2 separate regions of the Homo sapiens genome follow, and region 1 is linked to region 2. Evidence: read pairs that join two places in POLR2A ChIA-PET (ENCODE). Cell type or tissue: A673. All regions are shown on one strand.

What was found. Peaks named below come from ENCODE experiments on the same cell type or tissue, not always from the same donor. Only the 100,000 strongest peaks of a DNase experiment are listed, where the experiment ranks them.
Region 1: POLR2A ChIA-PET joins it to region 2 with 5 read pairs; 5 of 35 experiments call an interaction of 5 or more read pairs at or near these places.

What each region holds. Positions count from the first base shown.
Region 1 is chr15:41,068,516-41,073,515 of GRCh38, reverse strand. INO80 (INO80 complex ATPase subunit) reads left to right here. Exons shown (of 36, transcript NM_017553.3): 11 at 21-88; 12 at 1,458-1,667; 13 at 2,969-3,049; 14 at 3,851-3,946. Among named protein-coding and RNA genes, the nearest start is that of INO80, 45 kb to the left of the region's middle. In A673, no CTCF peak of the experiment used is centred here; no DNase peak of the experiment used is centred here.
Region 2 is chr15:41,008,953-41,013,952 of GRCh38, reverse strand. All of the region lies in intron 27 of INO80 (INO80 complex ATPase subunit), which reads left to right. Among named protein-coding and RNA genes, the nearest start is that of INO80-AS1, 5.3 kb to the left of the region's middle. In A673, no CTCF peak of the experiment used is centred here; DNase peaks (open chromatin) are centred at 22, 1,902 and 2,282; H3K27ac peaks cover 819 bases.

The sequences.
Region 1 (5,000 bases), 60 kb before region 2:
CCATAAATTTTGCTTTTCAGATAGTAACCATTTTAAAGCCCAGGCCCTGAAGAATGCTGAAAATGCTTACCATATTCACCAAGCTCGGGTGAGTCTTCAGATAGAAAGGTTTACTGTAATTGGCCCTGGAAATACCCCACAAGCCTTTACTTAGGTGGTCTTCCTTTAGTCTTAATCACATTTGCAATTAAAAGCATAGACTAGCTTGTGTATATGTGTGTGAGTAGCTGTGTGTAGGGGGTGGAGCTGGGTCTCTTTCACTTTAGATTAGTAGGGATACTAGAAGAAAGGCAGAAAAACGAATATTCAGTTTTCTAGCTTTAGCAATGTGTTAATTTCAAGTTAGAACAGTTTGTATTTTTTTTTCTTTCTCTTGAGTAATCATGGGCAATACAGTATGAAATGTATCATAGATGTTTAATGAAAAAGACCATACTCACCGGGCGTGGTGGCTCACTCCTGTAATCCTAGCACTTTGGGAGGCTGAGGTGGGTGGATCACGAGGTCAGGAGATCGAGACCATCCAGGCTAACACGGTGAAACCCCATCTCTACTAAAATACAAAAAATTAGCCGGGGGTGGCGGAGGGCGCTTGTAGTCCCAGCTACTCGGGAGGCTGAGGCAGGAGAATGACGTGAACCCGGTAGGCGGAGCTTGCTGTGAGCCGAGATTGTGCCACTGCACTCCAGCCTGGGCGACAGATTGAGACTGCATCTCAAAAAAAAAAAGAAAAAGACCACACTCTTGGCTTGTTAAGAGAGCCATATCATGGTTTCAAAAAACTGCTACGTTATTTAATGCCTTCTTTCACTTAAGTAATAACTTGCTCTTTGTTATTTATTTATTTATTTATTCTTTTTTTTTTTTTTTTTTTGAGGCGGGAGTCTTGCTTTGTCACCCTCCTGAGTAGCTGGGACTACAGGTGCGCACCACCACACCCAGCTAATTTTTTTTATTTTAGTAGAGACGGGGTTTCACCATGTTGGCCAGGATGGTCTCGATCTCCTGACCTCGTGATCCGCCCGCCTTGGCCTCCCAAAGTGCTGGGATTACAGGCGTGAGCCACTGCGCCTGGCCCAAGCTCTTTGTTATGTATGATATAGTGATGTTTAACAAAATCAGAAAGAAACTACAATCAGGTTGAATTAAGTAAAAAATTTGCTGTTTTTAATATACTGCATAGGAGCCCCTATTTAACATTGACAGAGTGTAAGTCAAAGATAGACGAATGTGACCTTCCCCAATTTCTAATATAATTGTTACATTAAATAATATTAGTAATATGTTTTATAGAAATGATGTCATATGATACTACGTTATATTATCAGATTATGAGAAATTTTGTTCCAATTATTTTTCTTAGCACAGGGTAGATATATTGTTATCTTGAGTCTTATTTTCATGTAATATTTTTCCTCTTTTTTTTTTTTCTAATTTTTTTTTTTTTTACTTTCCAGACAAGGTCATTTGATGAAGATGCAAAAGAAAGTCGAGCAGCTGCCCTACGGGCAGCAAACAAGTCTGGCACTGGGTTTGGGGAGAGTTATAGCCTGGCTAACCCATCTATCCGGGCTGGTGAGGATATTCCACAGCCCACAATTTTTAATGGCAAATTGAAAGGTTATCAACTGAAAGGCATGAATTGGTTGGCCAATCTATATGAACAGGTGAATTTTAGAACCGTGTCATTCTCTTCTATTATCTCTTTTCCTAAAGTCATTTGTTCAATGTGATTGTGAAATGAGTACAAGATCTGGCTGAGCGCGGTGGCTCATGCCTGCAATTCCAGCACTTTGGGAGGCCAAGGCAGGCGGATCACCTGAGGTTGGGAGTTCGAGACCAGCCTGACCAACATGGTGAAACCCCATCTCTACTAAAAAAAAAAAATACAAAATTAGCCTGGCATGGTGGTGCATGCCTGTGATCCCAGCTACTTGGGAGGCTGAGGCAGGAGAATCATTTGAATCTGGGAGGCGGAGATTGCGGTGAGCTAAGATGGCGCCATTGCACTGTAGCCTGGGCAACAAGAGCAAAACTCTATCTCAAAAAAAAAAAAAAAAAAAAAAAGGAAATGAGTACAAGATCATGTTTTAGATTTCACCCTTTTAAAAAGCTGTATCCTGGGGAGGGATAGCAGTAGGAGAAATACCTAATGTAAATGACGAGTTAATGGGTGCAGCACACCAACATGGCACATGTATACATATGTAACAAACCTGCACGTTGTGCACATGTACCCTAGAACTTAAAGTATAATTAAAAATAAATTAATGTAGATTTATTAAAAAATAAAAAGCTATATCCTTTGACAAGAGGCAGAAGGATGTCTCTGTTTCTCTTTCTTTTTGAGACAGGATCTTACTCTGTCACCCAGGCTGAAGTGGAGTGGTGCGTTTATGGCTCACTGTAGCCTTAAACTCCTGGGCTCAAGTGACCCTCCTGCCTCAGCCCCCAGAATAGCTGGGACTGCAGACACATGCCACCACGCCTGACTAATTTTTGTATTTTTTGTAGAAACGGGCTGTCTCCATGTTGCCCAGACTGGTCTCAAACTCCTGGGCTCATGCGATATGCCTGCCTCGGCCTCCCAAAGTGCCGGGACGGGCATGAGCCACTGCACCCAGCTGATGTCTTTTTGTTTTTTTGTAACCTGGAGATCCTACTGGAGAATATTTGTGTATTTCTTATGGTTTGTCTTATATGGACTTGGTAAATCTAATTGCTTTTGTGTCTGGGTTGTATTAGCTAACAGATTGGCCTTGCCCTGTCTCATGTATCATGGTTCATAGTTGTAGCTGTAGCATTGGCAAAAGCAATTACTATAGCAGTGGGTAAAAGTGCTGAGGCTGAGTATCTCTGGTCACTTCTCTTTAAACAAGCCTGTTATCTTGGTCGTTCTTTTTGGTAACAGGTTGAACTTTATTTGATGAAATGCATGAGGTGTTGACCATGTATTTTTTTTCCCCAGGGTATTAATGGCATTCTTGCTGATGAAATGGGCCTTGGTAAAACAGTACAGAGCATTGCCCTTCTGGCCCATCTGGCTGAGGTGGGTAGATGCAATCTTTCTATCTTCATTTCTCTAGAATTTAGGGTAATTTCTGTTGAAAATCAGCCACTTAAAAGCACTATGTTAAGCTGTGTAGCATTCCAAGATAGTGGGACTGGGTTCTTGCCTCAGAGCTTTATAAGGGGACAGTGTTTTATAACTTTTTGGTTTTTAAGAGGGCTAGGACAATTTTTGAGCATGTGATTTTGAGACACTCCTTTCCGCTCTGCATTAATTACCACCAGTGTAGTGGCAAGGGCCATATAGTTAGATCAGAACACCTTGCCTAACATTTCAGCTCTACTCTTATTACCAGTGTAAACTTGGGCAATTTAGCCTCTTTTTCAACTTAACTCTCTGAGGCTTAGTTTCCTCTTCCTCTTCCTCTTCTATGGAGACGTTATCTACTTTATAGGAATTTTATAAGAATTAAATTTTAAAAATGCGTAAAACTGAAAAAAAAGCAAAAGCTCTATACCTATTAAATAACTACAAGATTGTCGGATAACTAGTATAGTAGAAAACAATACATACAAGTCAGTGTGTCATGAATGCTTTGTGGATAAGACCTATAAGAGGTCAGAAGAGGGAATAGTTGCTTGCCATTTTTTTCTCAGGTGTGTCTTTATGTTCTTATTATTAACATAGGATATTACTATTGAATGTGCAGATTTGGGATTTACTCACTGTTTCTCTTGTTATTTGTTTCCTATTCTTAGATTGTTCTTGTCATTAATTATAATTTTGAATTAAATACCTTCCCTTTTCCTGTAGTTGGCTGACTGGGTTTTTCTGTTGCAGAGAGAGAACATTTGGGGACCTTTCTTAATAATTTCACCTGCGTCTACACTTAACAATTGGCACCAGGAGTTTACTAGATTTGTTCCTAAATTTAAGGTAAATATCAGTCCAACCAAAACATCTATTGCTCTTTAAAATAAACTTTTTGACTCTCCTTTTCTTGCCCTACTAATTACTCATAACAGTTTTAAATTTTGGCCGGACTTGGGGGCTCACACTTGTAATCTCAGCACTTTGGGAGGTTGAGGTGGGTGGATCACGAGGTCAGGAAGTCGAGATCATCCTGGCTAACATGGTGAAACCCCGTCTCTACTAAAAATACAAAAAAAAAATTAGCCGGGCATGGTGCCATGTGTCTGTAGTCCCAGCTGCTCAGGAGGCTGAGGCAGGAGAATCGCTTGAACGGGGCAGGGCCAGGGGGGTGAGGGGGCGAGGGGAGGTTGCAGTGAAGGGAGGTTGTAGCAAGCCGAGAATGTGCCGCTGCACTCCATCCAGGGCGACAGAGCAAGACTCCTTCCGTCACAAAAACAAAAATATACATTGTTCCAAAATAACTTGCATATAATCACTATAAAACTTACTGCTGGGAACAATGAGTGCATATTGCATTTAGCCTGATAAATGGATACTCGTGGTCAAACTGCCACGGTAGAAAACATCTACCTTATTTGGTTTAACATAGATTTTTGACAAATCATACCATCAGTACACATCCTATCATTTACGGCATTTCTCTTTTCATTTAAATCTATTGTAAATAATTCATTTCTTTTTTTTAATACATGTCTTGTTTTTGTTTTTGTTTTGAGATGGAGTCTCACTCTGTCGCCGAGGCTAGAGTGCAGTGGCACAATCTCGGCTCACTGCAACCTCCATCTCCCAGGTTCAAGCAATCCTCCTGCCTCAGCCTCCTGAGTAACTGGGATTACAGGTGTCTGCCACCATGCCCAGCTAATTGTTTTGTATTTTTAATAGAGAGAGGGTTTCACCATGTTGTCCAGGCTGGTCTCAAACTCTTGACCTCAGGTGATCCACATGCCTGGGCCTCCGAAAACGCAAGGATTACAGGCATGAGCCACCGCACACAGCTGTTGTTTTTTTTTTTAATCAGAGTTTCACTCTTGTTACCCAGGCTAGAGTGTAATGGTGC
Region 2 (5,000 bases):
CCTAGTGGGTAGGTTTTGCAAACAAGCAGCTTGAGAACCTCTCTAAACATAGATGTATTTCTAAGGGGAATTCCAAATTAGGGAAATGCAAATTCAAAGCCTGAATTTCACAACTGCTGACATTGCTTAGCCATATGTATAACATGCATCTTGGATGTTGAAACCAGAAAATGTTGCAACTATTTGTATGTTTTAAAAACTAAAATGAAATTCTTCTCTGGTTTCCTTAATACTACACTAATGGTTCTTCCTTTAATTTCTTAAAGTTTATTCATTTTTAATTTGTTTTAATATTACCCACTCAAATGAACCACATTCTGTATTCCAGGAGATTAGTACTGAAATAGAATTTAATTTATGAGCATGGAATTACAATGCCCAAAGTGTTTACCATATATTTAATCATTGATTGAAATATAAACATATTGTACGACTTGAGATGGTGCAGCACTAGGTCTGCGTTTTTTTATCTTTGAAAGAGTGTTTTTCAGTCACTTTCATAATAGAAACTCTGAGTATTAACATTCATTAAAGCCATGTTTCAGCATTAAAGCATGACCTGGTACATGATCTTGCAGTGGGACCTTCTGAATAGATCCTGTCCATTGAGTATACTTGATCTTAAGAAAAAACACAAACTTAAGTCTCAAAATGTTGGTTGTTTTGTTTTTATTTCAGGATTTTCCTTTTTCTCTTGAAATCGTATACCCTCTTCAAAGAGAGAAAGAAATGCTTCCAATAGAGTAAGAGTTAGAAACTCACATTGCGGGTATCAAAGCTCTGTGTTGCTGTGGAGTATGTGAGCAACTCTCTTTCATCCAACAGCCTTTTTGGGTTTTTGTTGTGGTGGTTGTTGTTGTTGTTGTTGTTGTTGTTGTTATGTGCCTTAGCCATGGCTGGCTGTCTGTTTCTGGGACTTGGCAGAACTAGAAGACATTAAGAATTCACATACTTCTCTATGGCCAGGTTTCCATTCTGTGAGAAATACTAGTTTTGGACATTACTATTTGCACAGTATTTTTTAAAGTCATTGATCGCTTCCTTTTTCCCTTGGGTAAAAATCTGACTTTAAATTTCTTGTGTATATATCAGATCTTCTTCCAAATAGACTATATTCAGAAATGTTGTATTCTTTCACATGGCATCCAAATAGTAGTATTTCTAGATAGGGGATTTTTAAAAGGAGAGTGCTTTTGCTGTAACAAATGGGCACTAAGAAAAACAAAAATAGTGAAGAGGAGACTGCTTAATTTCCAAGCCAGGAGTTTTTAGTTTGCCACGGGCAGAAGCCAAGGACATAAATAGGTGAGGAAATCATAGATCAATAAATGTCATTATGAGTTTATTTTATATTTACTGAATCGCCTATAGGATCTTTTTTTTTTTTTTTTAAAAAGAGTCTCGCTCTGTCACCCAGGCTGGAGTGCAATGGCGGGATCTCAGCTCACTGCAACCTCCAGCTGCCGGGTTCAAGCAATTCTTCCTCAGCCTCCAGAGCAGCTGGGATTTCAGGCGCGCATCACCACGCCTGGCTAATTTTTGTATTTTTGTAGAGATGGGGTTTCACCATGTTGGCCAGGCTGGTCTCAAACTCCTGACCTCAAGTAATCCTCCCATCTTGGCCTCCCAAAGTGTTGGGATTACAGGCGTGAGCCACCACGCCTGGCCACCTATAGGATCTTGGCTGTTGGGCATACTAGGGGAACACATAATCCCTGTGCATTTGGGATGGTGGTATCCAGCTGGATGTCAGGCAGAACTTTTCCTGCTACCACCAGTTTTACCATGGTTAGGGACTCTTCTCTGTATTCTAGTAGCAAAGAGCTTTTAACTTATTACAGATGACTTATCTCTGAGTCTTCTCTTTTGAGTTTCATTCCTATTGCATCTAGCAACTGAGTTTGTAGTTTAAGGAAATAGGCCACTTGATACTTCCTATACAATAAAGAGTACTTGGAAAGAGTTAATCAGCTTATGCTATATGTGGTGTAATTGTTAAATACTGAAATCCAGACAAATCTTGAACTCTACCAACATATGATAATAGTGTAATATAGAATTAAATCCAGGTAATCCATACATAATGACATTTGAGACCCTGGGTTGTGTAACTTGCTCAGTCATCTATCCAAGCGCAGTGCCTCACTGGGGGAAGATTTATCCTGAGCAGACATTCTGTCATTTATGAGTTGGCCTCTCTTAGAAATGCAGGTTACCTTTGGAAGCTGTGATTCTGAAGATACTGGGAAGCTGGGTATTCTGAAAATGCCCCATGGAATGAAAAGCAAATTGGATTGGCACACTTGATATCTTAAGTTGCCTTCTTGGCCTTCTTCCAAGTGTACTTTACTTCCTTTCAAAAAAAAAAAAAGAAAGAAAATTGGGGCCACTGTTAACTAGAGTTCTTATTAGGTCTTAAGAATTGTAGAAGGAAATTTGTCAGCTTACAACCATGCTGTGTATAAGCTTTTTTAAATTCTTTTTTCCTCCATGCTACCTTTGAGCAAGGCATTAATGCTAGGCAGATGCAAATATTAGTTAGACGTGATGTTTGACTTTAAGGAATCTATTTAGTGGAGGAGACATATACATACACAAATACCTGTCAGTGTACCCTGATACTAATGTCAAAATGAAGCGTGAACAGAGCTGAGGATAGCAAGAAGGATATGTTTATTTCTAACTGAGTCACTCTTGAGGAAAGCATCACAAAGACAGTGGCATCTGAACTTAAGAACAAATAGAATTTCAACCATCAGGGAGAAAGGAATTTGAGACTAAGGAAGCCAGATGTAAAAAGAGAGATAGAAAGGTACAAGAGTAGTCCATTGTGACTGGAACATATGGCATAGAAGAAAGGGAAATAACAGGAGTAGGTTGAAGTCAGATTATTTTGGGCCCATGATTGCCTTTTGCTAGTCTTGCTCCAAAGGGCTCTGTATTAGATAAGGGAATTACGGCTGTCATATTTAACTCTTGGTTCAATTTGCTTGGACTGCAGAAAAATTGTAATAGAGTAGCCTTTTGCTAATGATATACCCCAAAAGATGGAAAACAGCATGTCCAAGAAAATAAAATTACATCAGATCTGCAGGTTTGTGGACCATATTGAGTCCTTCCCCTAAATTGTTTTATCAAAATGAAATCTGGTTAAAATGAAAGTCAGAGCCAGCTTTGGAATAGAAGTTTCAGAATGAAAGGTTGGTAATAGGATATATAAACATTTGCCTTTATTTTTTCAAGTGTCCAATTATCCTTTATGATGATGATAGATCAGGTTATGGACAGGATATATTAAGAACCTTAGGGTTAAATGGGGCTCCCTTTCTATTTTCATCTTAGTAGTACTGATCATCCCTTCCATCTGGGAAACAGTAGGAGGGTTAAGCCATGGACTCTGGAACCAATCTGCTTGAGTTTCAGTCCTAGGTCTGCCACCTACTGCCTGTGTCACTTTAGGGACCTTAACATCTGTAAGATAGGAGGGACAATAATAACACCTACCCTTACTATATACCCATGAAAATTAAAAATCTAAAAAAAAAAAATTTAAAAAGGAGGTGATTGGAAGCTGTTACAGAACAGATCATGAAGATTTTGATTGTGATCTCTGATCCTGGGGGAAAAAAAATTAAAAGAGAAATTAAAAAAATATTTAATAGCACCTACCTTAAAGGTTGCCATAATGATTGGATAAACATAACCAGGTAAAATAGAACAGTGACTGGCAGTTAGTGAATGCTCAGTAAAACTATCTTGAGTTATGCTGGCAGCTCTGTTTGCATGCCACTGATGTGGTGTGTGGATGTGATCTGTAAGTCCTACTTTTTAATCAGTGGCATGCAAGCAGAGCATTGTCTTCTCAACTTGTATAGTAAAACAGTGGTTTTCAGACTGATGGGATGTGTTAGAGGACCAGTAGATATTAAGCGGAGATGGCCACTCTTTATCAGTCAGGATAGCGATGCTTTTATCTATTTTATATATTAGAGGGGTTCCGTGTAAGAATTTGCTTGAAGAAAGTGTTCCGATGCTTTTAAAACAGGTATGTTTGGCCGGGCACAGTGGCTTACACCTGTAATCCTAGCACTTTGGAAGGCCAAGGGAGGAGAATCACTTGAGCCCAGGAGTTCAAGACCAGCCTGGACAACATAGCAAGACCCCCATCTCTATAAAAATTTAAATTTAAATTTAAAAATTAGCTGGGCATAGTAGTGCATGCCTATAGTTCCAACTACTTGGGAGGCTGAGGTGAGAGGATCATTTGAGCCCAGGAGGTCGAGGCTGCAGTGATCCAAGAAAACTATACTTCATCCTGTGCAATAGAGCAAGACCCTGCCTCAAAAACAAAACAAAACCAAAACGCATATGTCAGCCATAAAAAATGATGAGTTCATGTCCTTTGTAGGGACATGGATGAAATTGGAAATCATCATTCTCAGTAAACTATCGCAAGAACAAAAAACCAAACACTGCATATTCTCACTCATAGGTGGGAATTGAACAATGAGAACACATGGACACAGGAAGGGGAACATAACACTCTGGGGACTGTTGTGGGGTGGGGGGAGGGGGGAGGGATAGCATTGGGAGATATACCTAATGCTAGATGACGAGTTAGTGGGTGCAGTGCACCAGCATGGCACATGTATACATATGTAACTAACCTGCACATTGTGCACATGTACCCTAAAACTTAAAGTATAATAAAAAAAAAAAAAGAACAGTATAAGGAACTTAAAAACAAAAACCGCATATGTTCTACAATAGTGTTTCTCAAAATTAATGCTTTCGAATCAAATGTTATTAAAACGCACGTTATGCCAGGTGTGGTGGCTGATGCCTGCAATCCCAGCACTTTGGGAAGCCAAGGCGCATGTATCACCTGAGGTCAGGAGTTTGAGATCAGCCCGACCAACATGGTGAAACCCCATCTCCACTAAAAATACAAACTTAGCCAGGCATGGTGGCGCATGCCTATAATCCAGCTACCTGGGAGA